Linked DNA regions of Mus musculus: region 1 is linked to region 2. The links are chromatin loops, found by intact Hi-C in ENCODE. Cell type or tissue: left cerebral cortex. All regions are shown on one strand. Links, peaks and the distances in the headings refer to the core of each region. The heading gives the core; the rest is flanking DNA. Region 1 holds the start of Mir341 (microRNA 341). Region 2 has its middle 36 kb from the start of Gm40577.

Evidence for each region. Peaks named below come from ENCODE experiments on the same cell type or tissue, not always from the same donor. Only the 100,000 strongest peaks of a DNase experiment are listed, where the experiment ranks them.
Region 1: a loop joins it to region 2, with 2.7 times the contacts of the local background. A loop is called at or near these places in 3 of 42 quality-filtered maps.

Annotation. Positions count from the first base shown.
Region 1 is chr12:109,605,441-109,614,040 of GRCm38, forward strand. It overlaps Rian (RNA imprinted and accumulated in nucleus), which reads left to right. Exons shown (of 21, transcript NR_028261.1): 2 at 774-901. Mir341 (microRNA 341) reads left to right here and starts at 6,060; the gene lies at 6,060-6,155. Mir1188 (microRNA 1188) reads left to right here and starts at 6,382; the gene lies at 6,382-6,501. In left cerebral cortex, for the core only: CTCF peaks have their summits at 3,817 and 7,332 (motif pointing right); no DNase peak of the experiment used is centred there.
Region 2 is chr12:110,377,366-110,385,965 of GRCm38, forward strand. No RefSeq gene overlaps it. Among named protein-coding and RNA genes, the nearest start is that of Gm40577, 36 kb to the right of the region's middle. In left cerebral cortex, for the core only: a CTCF peak has its summit at 588 (motif pointing right); DNase peaks (open chromatin) are centred at 597, 4,148 and 7,853.

The DNA of each region.
Region 1 (8,600 bases), core at 152-8,151, 770 kb before region 2:
CTGTGCCAGCATCTATCTCAAGTCACATTCCCCTGGAGTTCCCATTCCATACAGCTAATCCCCTAGAACACGGGCCAGCGCATTAGCTTTCTGGGCCTCTTAAGGACCAAAGAGGAAAATGTTCCCCCATGGGTACATTGCAGACGTTGAGGGTCGGATTGGAAGTGAAATCACAGCCTAGGCTCACACCTGCTAGCTGCATGTCACTGACAGGCTGAGCGGACTGCGGCGTCAGCGCAGAAGCACAGAAAATAAAAATTAAATTTAAAAAAAAAAAAAAAGGAAGAGAAAAAAATATAAACCTTGACTCCCCTTTTGAGTCCCTTTGTGCTGAGAATTTGTTTTGGGCACCCACAACTTTAATCGAATTTGTTTTTTGATTATTCCCTTTGCTTGTTTATTTGTTTGTTTGTTTGTTGTTTGGCCAGTAAAATCCTCCAAAAGAATAAACAACAACCATAACAAAGAGCCATTAAAAAAAAAACCCCATGCAAAATATTTATTGTAATTGTACAGCAAAAGTACTGCTAATTAATTTGGTGGTTGGTAAAAGTCCATGTGGTTGTAGGACTGAGCCCCTCCCTCATCTATAGCCCCCTCCTCAATTTAGCTGCTGTGGTCCTCCTGGGCTCCTGCATTTTTCTGTACATTTGCACACCTCTATAAACACACCTTTCCAGAGTCCCTGACTTTTTTTCTTTCGTGCGGAGGCTGTTTCAGAGCTAGCGTTCTTCCTTTAGCATTTTGTATCAGCTTGTTTTCCTCCCCTCCAGAATTGCTTGGCCATAACAAAGATCCATTGCCTTTCTGATGACACCCAGCACCTCGGATTCTGTATACACGGGAGGTGATTTAAGCATCTTACTGCCACCCTGAAATCTGGGGTCCTTTATCCTGGCAGGTGTAAGTAATTGCTGAGTGCCTTGGATCTGGGGAGAGAGCTCCCGAGCCCTTATGACATTATTACAAATGAATATATGAATGCATACGTTAGCGGAATGAAAGGCACTGTGCCTCGGACCAACGATGGGAAACTGTCTTGGAACAAAAGATCATGATTAATCTGGTCCATTGTAAAATCCAGACGTCCATTAAAAGACAATAGGTTTGCGCATTTCCCTCTTTTTAAGAGCTGTTTAATATTCCGGTGTACGTATGCAACACCCTGTTCTGTTATTGAAAATGCCAGCTGTCCTGTTCCCTTCCTGGAGAGTGCGTGCAGATAGAAGCCTGGTGAACATCCTTCTCATCAGGGCAGGTCAGGGTTCCTGTTTGTTCAATATGGTATTTAAAAAATAAAACCATAAATACATCCATAAAAGTGTTCTCTGCAAGGATCAGCGAGGAGGGCACACCACACACACCCACATTTTAATTAATGTGATCCAGCTCAACTGATGGCCGATTAAAGAGAGCTAAGCTGTTTTCATTTTATGCCATTGCTGATGGCACCACAGAGAACATTCTGGTAGCTAGCCTGGTGAACACATCCCTCTGTTTATCCCAGCCCCTTAGCGGTGGGCTAGCTGAGTAAATGGTTTGCACAGATTTGTTTTCACTGAGAAATCTTTCTAAAATACCAGTTTGCTCCCGTGTAGCCTTCTAGCCCTTTCGCTGACTTCCCAGAGCTTCTGGGATTAAGTCCAAGGGGAAAGGAAAAAAGCCTGATACAAAAGTCCGGTGTTCAACGGCTTGTACCCTCCTAATACTCCCCACCCCACGCCTTTCCCCCCACTGGACACACTGTGCTTAAGCTGAAGAATAAGCTTGACACCCATCTCCTGATAGCACCCCCATAGTTAGGCGTGTGCCCCACCCTGTGTCCAAAATTTCCCAGTCCATGGTCTTGAACTGCAATGCCTTGCTTATAGGATTTCCTATTCTAAGGCTATTCCCCCTGTCCCCCCTCCCCGCCCAGTGTAATTAACAAAATGGGTCAGAGGTTAATCACCATGTTCTTTTGCCCCTTCCAGAAGACCCTTTTGTGTTTTCCCGACACTTACTTCGGAGACCGCCCCTCTAAGCAGAGGGCCATGTCGCCTGCTGCGTGTTGCTGGTGAGTCTGCATATCGCCGTAATACTACACATGGAATGACACACTCCTGTGCACACACCTGTACACACATGCACCTCATAGTTGTGATTAATTTTACAATGTGACTATAATCTCTCAGCTTGCTCCTTGCCCTCTCGTCCCAGGATACAGGATAGGGAAAGAGCTGTGACAAATCAGTTATAAAACATACAGGTCTGAGAGTGGACATTTGTGTCTTTGAGTCGGCCTTGCCTCTAGGGTCAAAGGACGTGGCATGTGTGTGTAGGGTGAGATGGCGTCGGTACCCTTTCCTTTTTAGTGTGGGAGTAGGCTTGTCAATCATAAGTAGCCATCTTAACTCCCATCCAGATACTGCATGGTCTCTAGCTGTGTGTCCTTAGGTAGCCCAGGAGTGTCTCTGTGTTTTGGTTCCTTCCTTTCATTTTTCTTTAAAAATCCAGAATCTCTCACACAGGCCCATTGAGATGTCTCTGAGAAAAATAACTCATATAAGTCATCTGGCATAGGAACACAGGCAGGGTACTCAGTAAAATCCAAGCTTCCCTAGCCCAGCCCAACCCAGCCTGGCCCAGCCCGGCGCGACCCGACCCAGCCCAGCCCAGCCAGGTACCACCCATTCCCTCCCTCTTCAAGGCAGCTCTGCCTTTTCAGAGAACATGACTGACAGACGCAAAACAAAAAGCCTCCAGGATGAATAACGCCCCCGGCTCCCCTACCCAAGCCCTGACCCCTTTTAGACCCTCCCAAGGTACCCCTGTTCTTCCTCAAACGCCTGGGGGTCGGCCCAGCTACCCTACTGCTTTTAATTGGGTTCCCCTGTAATTTGGTAGGGAGTGAATCTTATTTTCATATAAATAAATAAAAGAAATCAGATTGCGCACAGGAAGCATTTAGAGGCTCTTATTTCACTGCCTTCAGCATGAATGACTCCCGAGAAATAGTGGGGGTGGTCTCCAGATGACCCCCAGAAAGCTTAGCTGCTCAGTGGTACAGAAACGCCTGGCCTGACTCACTAAGCCGTCTGTGTGCTGTGCGTTCAGGGGAAGTGCAACTTGCCTGTCGCCCCTTACACAGAAGGGACCCTCCTTGTTTGCCTGCACAAAGGCGCCTCTCTCTCTCTCTCTTCAATGTTTTCTTTCTTCACTGGTCAGGCAGATGGTTCCTCCATGTGCGACCCTGCCACAGAAACCCATTTCTCAACTCCCTCAAGCCTGTATTTCATCCCCTGCCTTGAGCAACAGGAGTTATCAGAGGTGGAGTGTTCCCTCCCTTCCCAGCAGGGGCTAAAGGGCTTGCTGCCCTGTGACCCCAGCTCCTGGGCTGGACTTTGGGTGGCTTTCCAAATTCACAGGGAATCCAATCTGAGCCCGGCAGGGTCTTCAGTCACCTTTAACCAGAAATATTTAATCACAAACCTGTGAGAGTGTGTGTCAACGCACTTGTGCATGCAAGCACGTGCACACACACATACACACACACACGCTGGGCCCCCTGGACCCTCTCCCCACATAAAAACAGCAAGGTTAGTGACACGTATGATTGTCACATTGCCAAATGTCAAATGCCCACATCCAGAGCTCTCAACAAATCCTTTAATCACAAAACAACATCACAACAGCACCAGCAATAAAACCACCCAAACGCCAAAGCTCTGGGGGTCCAGGCTGCCTCCCCAGCAACCTTAACCCAGAAGCAGCCAGGCAATCTTGTGGACACTGGCTCTCTGACCTGCAACACGATGCTGCCCCCACTTGGCGGGTCAGAGCAGCCGACCGACCTTGAGGCCCCCAGATCCTGTTGTCAAGAACTGGACAGTCACAGGCAGAAACCAGGGGAACTTTTCTCAAACAATTCTATCATTAGCATTTCCTTTCCTGCCGTTTTGGAGATATTTTTTCTCCATTGGGATATGCCCTTCTCAAGGCTTCATCAGGTCAGGTCATCCTGATTATTTCATAGACAAGAAACCCCAGCCACCTTCACAGCTGGCCCCTGAAAGTACACACTCACACATACTCCACATATACTGAGTACAAGCCCAGGAGCAATGACAAGAGTCTCCCATAGAAACTACACAGCACAGGTGTGTCTGGTTGAGGGGTATATCTGCTAAAAGCCCCCAGTGAAACCCCCATTAATAGGCTAGCATTTCAGCCACAGCCATCAGTGCCCAGGCTCCTGAGTCTTCCCACTAGGTAGGGTGCTTTTCCAAGCCTCCCACCCTATTCAGGTCATGCAGCCCTCTGACTCTGTGGCTAGCATCTAGCCTCCAGAAAAGTAGCCTGCTTTTTCTATGACCAGCTGATACCTCAACCAGACAGACCCTTTTTCTATGCCCCCCACCCACTTTACCAGACTGTTACCTTACAGATGATTCAGGCTAGCACTCCTGAAATCAGCCAGAGAAGACTCTTAGCTGCTCCAGCTGGCCCTCCCTTAAGGAGGAGTTGGACAGCTCCCACCAACCCCCACTCTCCCAAAGCACTCTCCCCCAATCACAGTGCTTCTCCCTCAGTGCCTCAGTGGTACTACGCTACCAATCAGGGTGCCATTGCCATTTAACCTCTGGTGAGGGTCACGGCAAAGGCCACCCATCCTTGTCCTGACCCCTGCCAGGTACCCTCCAGCCAGCCCCACTTGTTGGCTCCCGACTGGGCACTGGGGCTGCTTCTCAAAAGCCTGTCCCTTTGGGCTGCTAGCCAGCTAGAGAAACCTGCTGCAGCTTCCCCATCACCTACCGGCCTGCCTCTCTGCTCGGGTGCCTCCAGTAGCAGTGAGCTCTCTCTCCCCAGCCGCTTGCTTGGGGGCTCACGTACTGAGACGCTCCTCTCAGCCCTCCCCTGTCTTTTACATCAGCCTCCGCAGCTCCAACAGCAGCCTGCTTATGTCTCGGCCCTCAGGTCTTTAGAGGAGGCAAGCTCCCTCTCTTCAGGGTCCTCTCTGTGCTGTCGTCAATAGCAAAACCCCCACCCACCCTGAGAATAAATTTGGGGCCTCTTCCACCTGTCTGGGGGTGCTTCTCCTATGCTCTCTTGCCATTGGTTACTGAGCCTTTTGCCCTGCTGTTCTTCCAGCAGCCCAGGGGAGGGCGTGGTGCTCCCCTTAGGGGAGGGGGGGCAGCTGCTCTGTCTCTAGCTCTTAATCAGCTCTGAGACCCTCTCTCCCTCTCTCTCTCTCTCTCTCTGTCTCTCTGCCCCTTCACCAGTTGCTAGGGAGAAGCCTCTGAATGCAAAGCCCCCTGTTTTCTATTTTTTTTTCTTTTTCCTGACTGAGCAGTGGCTGCCTGGCCAGCTCCGTTTGACCTGCAGAAGTGGGAGCTACAAGAGCAGCTGCAGTAGAGCCAGGGGGCTCTCAAGCTGCACAGCTAAGCTTGACTCTCCCTCTGTAGCCGTGAGGCCACACAATTCCCTTTAGTTTTCAGAGTCTCGGGCTTTCCCTGTGAAATGAAGATGAGAGTTTTTCTCTCACCGGCTTGAAGTGAGGACTGAAGCAGATGAGAGTAGCTTAGCCTCCACCAGACACTTTATAAACGCTCGTGGAGTCGCCAGTGGGATCCAGGAGGAGGGTGACATGTAACAAGTGTCATAAGAGAGACAACAGTCTGGCTTTTCAAAGCTCCATGCTGCATACACGCTACAACATCTCCTGGCAGAGTCCCCTCTGCAGGCTTAATCACACAAATCAAGCCAGCCCGGAGGCAGCTCTTAGCCTGAGGAACTCACAGGAGATGTGGGAGATGTGGCAGGCAGCAGAAAGCCCTGCAGAGCCCACATCTGCATTTACTAGCATTTGCATGGTTTATAACAAGCATTTGGGTTTATAAAGCAGAGAGACACATACAGAGATATTCCTTCCCTGTCTCTCCCTTGAAGTGACAGCTAAGATAAGGAGGCAGCATGCTTAGGGCATGGTATAGCCTCTGGGAAATGGCTAACTCTCCACTCATTCACACCAGACACTGCAACACTCTTACCTCCTAGATCACTAGGGTGAGGTTAGGGTTAAAATGATGATGTCAGTTGGCCGGTCGGCCGATCGCTCGGTCTGTCAGTCAGTCGGTCGGTCGATCGGTCGGTCGGTCAGTCGGCTTCCTGTCTTCGAACTGCAATCATTCTTATGAGAAAACAAACAGGAAATACTTTGCCACACACCAATGCAATCAGGGTGGGTGATGGCAGTCGGGATTCAAGTCACCCTAGTTGAAGCCCTGAGCTGGGTGGGCTGTCTGTCCAGAACTCACATGGGAAATTTCACAAAGAGGAAAAGTCTCATGATCTCCATTGGATTGGTGAAGACACCATGGCACAGAAAAGCAAAGAAGTCCAATACTCACAGTCTCCCAGCTGGTGTGAGGTTGGGCCAGGATGAAACCCAAGGCTCTCCGAGGCTCCCCACCACACCCTGCTGCTGAAGACTGCCTAGCAAGGCTGTGCCGAGTGGTGTGGGTGGGCAAAGGATGGATTGACTAGTTATAAGCACCTCCCAGAAGTCCTTGAGATCTCAGCTATTTTGTGGCCCAATCCCTTTGAAGGGCAGGGTCAAAATTAGGTGTAGGCACCTACCTATTAGCGGAGGCTTATGAAAATGACATTATTAACCTGATGCAGAGAGGGCCCTATTCATCTGTAATTAAATTATAAATAGAGTTAGTGGGGGGCTAGGGTCTCTGTGTATTGACTGCAGTCTAGAGTGCTCAGAATTTTCCAGGGCTCTGGTGAACTTTTCGATGAAAAGTGTCACCTCTGAGCATCTGGGGCTTAAAGCTGGGAACAGAGACCTCCTAAGGCAAGCCCCTCACACTAGGGATGTGCCCTATACTGACCCCTTTATGGTGGGAGAGCCCCCGACCACCTCCTCAAACACAAACTTAGACCCTGACCTTCCTCTCATCTCAAGTTGCCATCTGTGAGAGAGAAATGGAAACTGAACCTTCTGAGAGACAATCCCATTCCTGTGTGATAAGAGAGGGGAACCAAACATCCTTCAAAGAGACAGCCTTCTCCCAGAAACTTTCCTGGTTATTGCTACGGTTGCCAGACACCTGTCTGCTTGTCAGAGCTGTATTCAACAGGATAACTCTGGCAACTTCCCTTCCTTCAGAGGGAGATGTGGATGGGGATAGAGGAGTGGAGAGGGGACTCTTAAAAAGGAGCAGAAAGCAGAGTTCTGCATCCGATAGAAGTTGGGCCACTTAAGATTTGTGCCAACTCACGGTGCAGTGGAAATGGTCTGAAATCTTTAAACAGCAGCCAAGAGTCTGTGGCGCCCCCAAGTGCCACAAGGGGGCTGCCTGGGCTACAGTTTTTGCGTTCCCAAATGAGGAGGGGGGAGACACGAAGAGGGACCTACGCTTTGGATTTCTGCGGCAGCGCTTTTAATTGCAGCAGATGCAGAGGACGCAGGCAGGCAGGCGGGCGGGCGGGCGGGCGGGCGGGCAGGCGGGCGGGCGGGGGGCGACAGTGTCCCGGGTGGCTTCAGGCTGCACCTCTCCCACAGAGACTGTGCTGCAGTGCAGCAGGAGCTGCGGCGGGCGAGTGGCTGAGGGTCGGAGCTGTCCAGTGTCTGCTTTCCAAAGTGAGGAATGAAAGATGAAGGAGAGGGCTTGCAGGCAGTGCGAAGTGGCCAGGAGCCCAGGAAACCCAAGGGAAGAGTGAAGAAGAGCCTGTGGTTTTTGCAGGAGGGCCAGAAAAGTGTGGGCTCTGGGAACGATGGAGAGTCATAAGGGGTTAGTGGACCAGCAGGTCTTGGGGTCTCAAGGTGAGTCAGTTTGCTGTCCTGTGACTGAGCGCAAACTCAGGCGGGGGGCTGAGAGCAGCCGAGGCGGGGCGGCTGCAAACAGCGATAGGGGGAAAAGCATCAATTCTTACCTTTCGAGCAAGGCTTAATTAAAAAAAAGAAAGAGAGAAAGAAAGAAAAAAAACGAAAACTAGACAGTGTGACTGAGCCAGTTACTCGATGTGTGTGACAGGTGACAGTGCTGTTCTCTTAACTAAATTGGCACAGTGTCCCAGCAGAAAGATACGCAGGTTGCTGGTTTTGCCCTAAGGAGAGATGCTGCTGCGGGGTCTTTGCAGCTCAGTGGGGAGGGTCTGGCGGTGCTAGAGGTCCCATCAGGGAGTAGATGGTGTGAATCTGGTGGGTGTCTGTTTCTAGAGTGCCCCCCAACACTTTCCCTTCAGTCCACCCAGTTTGCAGGGAGTGTTTCTTCGGTCCCGTGCTGTTTCAGATCCTTGTAAACCAGCCTCAGGATGCTGTGTTTCCTTTATTGAGTACCCAAAGCCCCCTCCGAGCTGTTAAGCGTTTCTCTGGACGCCGTCGGCACCTCTGCACTCCATTTTTCACTTGTTGATTAAAAAGAAAGTCAGATTTTATTATGCTTTTTTTTCCCCAGACACCACAAACGGATAAAACAATGTGTTCTTAAACAGCACAGTTTTAACCTGTATTTCATCTTCCAGATGTAGTGCCCATCAAATTCACACACACCCCTGCTTCATGTGAGCCCTGGACACCCCCCTCCCCTCCCACTGTTAAAGTCCTCATC
Region 2 (8,600 bases), core at 477-8,476:
GCAGAACAGCACGGCCTAGGCAGAGTCGCTGGCCTTCCCCAGCCTGTCTGATCTCAGGGTGTGGTGGGGCATGAGAAGATGGGTTTAGGCAGATTACCTTTCTGCCCCCATGATCCTCAGCGTGTGGCTTCACCTCGCTGACATCTGCGCCCTCTGTGGCACAATGCAGATGCTGAAGATGGCCTGGCAGGTCTCCTGCTGGGATTAGCTGGGCATTGGGTGTGGCCAGGTAAGCCTTCCACCTAGGCAAGCTTTGTGCCCAGGCACTCAAGGCTTTATTCTTCCTGACAGATGTCACCAGCCAGCTCCTGAGGCAAGCCCTGTTCTCCTCTGCAGATCTACGGGGGTGATAAGCGGGGGAAGAGGGTAGTTGCGGTGGCTGAGGCTGAGGTGGGGTGGACAGTGCACACAGGATTGAAAGGACAGAACCACCACCCTCTAGTTTTGTGGTCCAGGGTCTTGGGGAAGCTCTTCACCTCCGAATAGCCCTATGGACAGAAGTTTAAACATCCTCTTCTTCCTTAATTCAGCACTATGACTCATGACTCACACCGAGCCTTGTCCATTCCACCCCTGCCAGCAGGGGGCGTACTAGTCCGTTCCACAGCAGTGGGCGTGCTGATCTGTTCCATCCCTGCCAGCAAGTTCTGTGCCAGGGGCTGTGCCGGGCTGTGTTGGGGCCGTAACACGCTGTTGAGTTGTTCCCGGTAACTGGAACCTTATAAACTTCATTCTCATCATCTTCTTAAGAGGATTTTGGGATTTTCTTAAGAATCCCATCAGTGGAGAATGCACCTAATCCTGCAGAGACTTGATGCGCCAGGGTGGGAGGATACGGGGAGGGGGGGGGTACCCTCTCAGAGAAGAAAGGGAGGGGGAGGGGAACTCTGTGAAGGGGTGGCTGGGATGGGGCAGCATTTGAGATGTTAACTAATTCATTAAAAGAATCCCACTCGTGACTGCAGAATTTTCCAGGCTGAAGAAATGGCCAGTGTCTGGCTTGGAAAGCTCACATCCTCCTTGTAGACGCAGATCAGGCAGAGCCCGCATACCCACCAGGCCCTGGGGCAGCCCCCTTCTCCTCTCAGCTGCATAAGCCTCAGAGAGCCCAGGCCTGGGGATGTGAAACACATCCTGTGGTCCAGGAATGACAGTGCATTTCTTTAATTTTTCAATTCATGTCCCAACTAACAGCATTTCCAAGGACCCCCATCCAGGTAGATGAGGGGTGTCACGTGTGGGTCTGTTGAATTCCACCACTTGAGAATGCATCTCCCTTTCCCCTTCCTGGGAGCCATTACACCCATTGGCCGTCTTAAAAACCCTGCATGACCTTTGTCCTAGAAATTACTTCTGGGAATCGATATTAATAATAAAGACAGTTCCTCGTCTGATAATTTGGTATTGTACATGGACAAAGCAGAAAGGGCCTTACAGGAGCAAAGGGGGTTAAACTGTACAATCTCTGCTTCAGCCATGCCCTAGAATATGAATAAATACACAGGGATGGCTCAGCGGTTAAGCACACTGGCTGCTCTTCCAGAGGACCTGGTTCGATTCCCAGCACCCTCATGGCAGCTCTGAACCATGTGTAATTCCAGGTCCAGGGATCCAGTCTTCTTCTGCGCACACACACACCCATGGTACACATGTTCACACATGAGTGCAAAGCACTCACACACATAAGATACAGATAAATCGGAGGCTGGTGAGATGGCTCAGCGGTTAAGAGTGCCGACTGCTCTTCCAAAAGTCCTGAGTTCAAATCTCAGCAACCACATGGTGGCTCACAACCATCCGTAACAAAATCTGATGCCCTCTTCTGGAGTGTCTGAAGACAGCTACAGTGTACTTACATTTAATAAATAAATAAATAAATATTTTTTTAAAAAAGATACAGATAAATCAATCAGGCACTGTGTGAAAGTGTCTCAGATGGCTGTCAATAAAAAAAAAGCAAACAGAAGCTGGGCAGTGGTGGTGCACACCTTTAATCCTAGCACTTGGAAGGCAAAAGCAGGCAGATCTCTGAGTTCAAGGCCAGCCTGGTCTACAGGGTGAGTTCCAGGACAGCCAGGGCTACACAGAGAAACCCTGTCTCGAAAAACCAAAAAAAAAAAAAGCAGACAGCAAAGCACCGTGGAGTGAACACCATCAGGTTCCAAAAACATGGCTACATCTAAGGCTGTACCTAACGTATGCCGAGGAAAAATGACATAAAATGCTAATGACGTTCCTTTCTGGGGGATTTCTCTCACCTTTAAAAAGTTGTCTGCCTTTTTTTTCCCCACTCATACAATGAATCAGTAATGCATCTCTTGTTTCTGAACATGTTGCTGGGACTGGCTGCTTGGCTCCGATCCCTTCCTGAACACCTTGGGACAAGTCACCTGACCTCGCTGCTTCGGGCTTCTCACCTGTACAATGCCGGCAGCAGCTGCCTCGGTGTTTGAGGGTTGAAGTTAATGTATGCAAAACATGGAGCTTGTGAACTCGGAGATAATAACACCCCAGTGCCAGCTGTTTTTATTATTTGCTTAATTTTCTACATATAAACATGTCACTGCACAGCTCCAGGGGTACCGCAGTGCCAGCTAGACTCCAATGGAGAGGAGATTAAGCCAACACTCACACCCGATTAATCCGAGGCGGTTGGGAGCAGTGATTAATTCAGAGCAGTTGGGACGATGCTGTGTGAGCACACTAAGCAGAGCCTTGTTGAAGGTTTTGATCATTTTCTTAAGAGCATGCGAGGCATGGCACTGAACGGCCTCAAGCAGGGTGGTGGTCAGAGTCCGCTGGGTTGAAACTCCATGTCTACACTGTGTGCTGAGGACTGGAGTCTTCCCATAAGACCGCGGCGGGTATAGAACCAGACAGAAGCTGGCCGCCCTAGAAAAGCACCTCGCCCTCACCCTGCTCAAACCCCAGCAACTCAGGACCTTCAGGAAGTGGACTCCCCACCCTGCCACATACTTGGAGAGAAAAATTGGTCGGGGGTATAGCCGGGCTAAATCTGAAGTGACTAGAGGGGGACACCCCAGAAAGTCTCAGAGGCCATGCCTTCTGGTGGGCCCACCACTCCACACAGAGACATCCCATGGATGGATGGACACCAGGGGTTCTCGGGTGGCCTAGCTGTGGGGTCCCTGAAGGCAGACAGCCCCCACACGTGAGTGCCCTACCCGGGCCCAGGTCCTTGGTCATCTCTGGAACTCTGACAGGCCTTAAAGGAGTCGTGGGATCCTTCTCTCTCTTCTGCAGTCAGATCTCTGTCCCTTCCTGACTGTCCCTTCATGTTCCCCAGTCCCCCATCCAGGCATCTCTGTCCCTGCATGATGTCCCACCCATGATGTCTCTTTTCAGACTGTGTACCCTAGAAGGCAGAGATTGCCCTGAGCTGGGAGGTAACAGTACTTGGGCTTAATAGACACTCAATAAATATTTGGGGAAGTGGATTTGTGCAGGGAACAGAGTTGAGAAGAGAAAGCAGAGGCGAGTGGGTCTCAGCTCTTCTCTCCGAGCCCCTGACGCTGTGTTATGATGTAGCCTGCTTCACTTCACGCGATGGTCTCTGCAGGAGTCAGAGACCATCCCAGGACCTAGCTTGATGTCCCCAGGTAGGTTAACACTTTTTAGTGGATCCCTAAGAGCCTGACATCTGAGTGATCCCCAATTCTCCAAGACTCCCTTCCTTTGACTAGAACTAAGCATTAAGTACTTCCAGGCAGGGTGTCACATACAGAAGTGCTCAGTGCATGCATTCTCTTGCCATTTGCCCTTCAGACTGGGGATGATAGCATCAGGTGGGGGCCTGACCATGTCCTCCCTCAGCTCCCTGCTCTGTGGGCTGTGTGACTTGGTACTTCGGGCTGGCCAGCGTGGGAGGGGTTGGGGATAAAGCACCTCCTAAGGAAGGCCATCTGACAGCTCCAGGACCGTGGTGACAAGTTAATGAGTTCCACTGCGGTTACCCAAGGCACACGTCTGGGCCACGAGGCCGGCTGTCTGCCGTGTTGACCTTTAAAGGTGAGCATTTAACGCCCACGATCACTCACCTCTGATCGAATGTTCTGAAGATGAAGCCTGTCGGCGGGGAAAGTGATCACTCTGCCTCCCGCCCCCACACGACACTGTCCTCCCTTCTGAGTCATCGCACAGCTTTGCAAGACTGGTTCCCTCCGGCTCTGGCTGGAAAAACAGTACTTCCTGCCCTGCCTGCTGTTGACTGCCAGCCCAAGGCCCCTTCACCCCCAGCCCTCTTTCCACATAACTCTTTGATCCCAATCCATTCTTAAGCTCCTTGTCCACCCATCTCTGCAGTCGCTGATCAGGGAGGATCACCCCCCGCGCCCCAGGGGGAGACTCACTACAGAGAACAGGAGCTAAGCTAATCCAAGCTCACAAGGCGCCTATGGGTGTCATTTTATTCAGTAGGAAGCCCAGCAGCAGAGTAGGTTCCAAGGTGGGCTGACTCAACAGCTCTTTGTTGACCCCAAAGGTTGGCCTCTGGCCCCCTATACCTGTCTGCAATGTGTCCCCCACCACAGTTTGTTCCCAAAAGTGCATATTGCCTGTCTGTCCACGGAAACAAATCAACAGCCATTATGGATATTCGAAACATGATACATAGAACTGGCATATAAGCCAGCAACCCAAAGGAAATGAATACACGACACCAAAAAGACACCTACACGCCTCTGTACAACAGAGACCATTACAGAAAACCACAGCTGCTCAGAATGCAGAGAACAAGCCAGCAGGGCACTGCCCCGGTTGGTACATCAGCACTACAGTTCCTTCACCTAAGGCTTGGGGAAACTTTACAAAAGAGAGAACAGAAAGATTGCAGTTTTCCAGAAGACCAGAAAGTCAGCTGTGAGATTGTGTCCACTAGAAATAACAAAGTTTACTCATGATACCTCAACAATATGGCTGCCCTGGATAAGTACAGGAAGAGGGAAATCTCACAGGGCTGCACCCCTACACAGAGCGCCAAGGGTTCAGGAATGAGGCCCAACTGGTTATCCAATACCAAGTGGTCAGCCCTGAAATTGAACATACACTAAAGGGTGTGTGTGTGTGTGTGTGTGTGTGTGTGTGTGTGTGTGTGTGTGTATAAGGGGGTAGGAATGACAATTAAAGGAGAAGAGACCATGAATTTGACAAGGAACAAGGAAGGGGACATGGGAGGGACTGGAGAGAGCAAGAGGAAGGGTAGAAATAATGTAATTATATTCTAATCTTAAAAATAATTAAATCATGTATTAGAAAAACAGGACACCTACCTGCACTCCCATGTTTGTTGTAGAAGTACCCACCCCAAGTAACCAGTGCTCAGACATGGAAAACATGGCGGACCTACCCAGGAGACTATTCCTCGGCTCTAAAAGGGATGAAATTGGGGCTGGAGATATGGCTCAGCAGTTAAGAGCACTGACTGCTCTTCCAGAGGTCCTGAGTTCAATTCCCAGGAACCACATGGTGGCTCACAACCATCTGTAATGGGATCTGATGCCCTCTTCTGGTGTGTCTGAAGACAACAACTATGTACTCGTATAAATAAAATAAATAAATAATTTAAAATTTAAAAAAGAGAGAGAGAGAATAGACCTCGAAATGACTAGAAAAGCAGCTGTGTGATTTCCAGTACATAAAAGGATTACAGGTTGAAGATATGCCAGTGGCCCCAACTTGATCATGCGCATACGCTGAATAACTTATCATCATGTTCCCATACACACACACACACACACACACACACACACACACACAGGTCTCAAGTGTTGGAAACTTCATCCCGAAAGTCATGTTTATGGTGTCTGAACATGGAGCCTTTGAGAGGTGGTTCTGGCTGGATGCCATCACCTACATAGAGCCTACAAGACTGCATTGATGGCTCCTAAGAGAAAGAAAACAGCCAGGCATGGTGGCACACACCTTTAATCACAGAATTTAGATCTCTCAGTTCGAGGCCAGCCTGGTCTACATAGCAAGCCCCAGGACCCTGGAGAGAGAGAGAGAGAGAGAGAGAGAGAGAGAGAGAGAGAGAGAGAGGAGCCTGCATGCTGTCTCTGTTTATTGTATAATGACCCTATTGTGTTTTGATTCAACCGTGGTCCTTCCTCATCTCCAGATCCTGGTACCCTGCTCTTGGGCTTGTAGCCTCCAGAACCACACCCTGTCCTTTATACATAGTCTCAGGTACTTATCATCAGAACTTATCAGTACTTATCAACATAAACAGTCCCCACCTCTCTTCTGCCTGCCTCCTGAGGCCAAGATGGCAGCCTCCAGGCTCCAGCTGCTCTCTGGGGACTTCCTCTTTTTCACAGGAACCTGCCCTCAGTAGGGTCATTATTATTCTGGTCTCTGAGACAGTAGGGGGGCTTGTCCGCTGGGCAGCTCAGGGCAGCTGTAGACAGTGTCTGGTGCTTCCTACTGCTCAGTCAGATGAGGTCTGGGCCCAGCTTAGTTCTTTGTTCTGCAAGGAGTAGAAACAGTTCCTTCTCTTTCTGGTCATGTTCCGGCTTCCATAACCTTCCACTCTGTCTTCAGAGAGCGACTCTGGACTAGCTTCCAAGTAAAGAAGAATAGATTTTGTTAGTTGTTCTGTCACTTCTCCACTCGTGAGGGTGTGTGTGTGTGTGTGTGTGTGTGTGTGTGTGTGTGTGTGTGTTAGGAGTTGGTGGGGGTGGTCCTGTGTAGCCCAGGCTGGCCCTGAACTCACTCTGTAGCCAAGAAAGACTCTGACCTCTTGATTCTGCTGCCTCTGACTCCCTAGTACTGGATCAGGCAGTGTGCCACATCAGGTCCCCACGTAGCACTAGGGCTGGGTCCCAGGACTTCGTGCGTGCTGGGTAAGCACTCTGCCTACCGAGCAATACTCTAAGCTTTATGGATACTTTTACATTTTTATTATGATTACTCAAAATCTGATTCTTTACAAAATTTTATAATGAATCTTAGAAATTAAAAACAATTTGTTTTATTAACTAAAACAAATTTATTTCACTACAGAAAAAAAAAAAGTCTGGGTTGGCGAGATGGCTCAGCCAGTAAGAGCACTGACTGCTCTTCGAAAGGTCCTGAGTTCAAATCCCAGCGACCACATGGTGGCTCACTACCACCCGTAATGAGATCCAACATCCTCCTCTGGTGCTTCTGAAATCAGCTACAGTGTACTTATGCATAATAATAAATAAATCCAAAAAAATCAAAAATAAAAAGTCTAATATACTTCAAACACACCAACCCATTGAAGGTATTTTGGGAAATGAAAACCTCAAGAAGCCTCCCCGCCCCGCCCCGCCCCGCCCCGCCCCGCCCCGCCCCGCCCCATCAGACTACATTGTATATTATCCACATGTAGAAGTAATGGTTACATCTTGGGAAATTTTCAAATATTTAATTCCTGAACAAAATGCCAAGAAACAACTTCATACATCCTATCTTGTTTAAGATTTTTAAAATTATTTATACTTTCCAACATTTAATAATCCAGACTTTTTTAAACTCTTAAAAATTGTTATTTTTCAGAGGCTAGGAAAGCCTCAGGTCTCCTTAAGTATTTCTTGTCTAAATGGATGTAATTTTACAGATATTTTTATTCCCTCTATAATTGACAACGTTTTAATTAAAGCTGGAAAGTTATCAGAGTCGCAAGACAAGCAGTAATCCCCCCCAAAAGTCTAAATCGTTAATTAGGCGACATAATGAGAATTGTCGAACGTTGGGATTCATGTGGCCCGACAATCATCCCTGAGGCAGCCTGCAAGCCTTATTTGGAGTCATCCAAGCAGGCAAGGGCGCCAGCCACTCGGTGCCAGCACAGAGCCGAGCCACGCGTGCTCTGTGACCTTTTCTAAGCACCCTGAAGCACGAATTAAGAGGCAAAGTTCTTTGCTGAGATCGATCGGGCCCGGTACCCGATGGAGCCCAAGGAGCTGCTTACAAGGTCCAGCAATTACGAGCTAAAGCAGAAATGACTCGCGTAATTGCAGAATCGCTCATTTTAACAGCCTGATTGGAAACTGTCAACACTGTGTGTCTAAGACTAACGAAGCAAGGGAAATGGAGAAGGTGACATTTTCCGATAATATTATTAGTAAACGAATTGACTACACGTCGGATGACAAGGAAGACGCCGCTCCAAAGGTTTATTAACGCCCCCCCCCCACCAGAAGTTTTCATTTGTAGATCGATACATCTGCGCATTAATACATATCTAATTGGGTTCCATTAATAGCAGAGATCAGAACCCCTAAAAGAAAGACAAGAAGGATGCTTCTTGCTCTTTAAGGCAATTCCAAAACAAATCACAGGAATGAAGCAATCAGCCTGGTAACTTAATACCTGGTGATGCATAAGCTCATCACAGAGGCCCCATGGTGTCCTGGGCAGAGGTGACTTAATAATGGAAGATGTAACAGCTCTCCTCCATTAAGACTTTTCTAGAAAGCCCTGAGATGCATGAAATATGTGTTATTATGCACAGCTGCTGGTGTAGAATCCATGCATGCCAATCTGACATCCCCATCAAATCATAGGATCGCATGGGTGCATCTCATAAAATCCACACTGTGACAGTACAGTCTGCT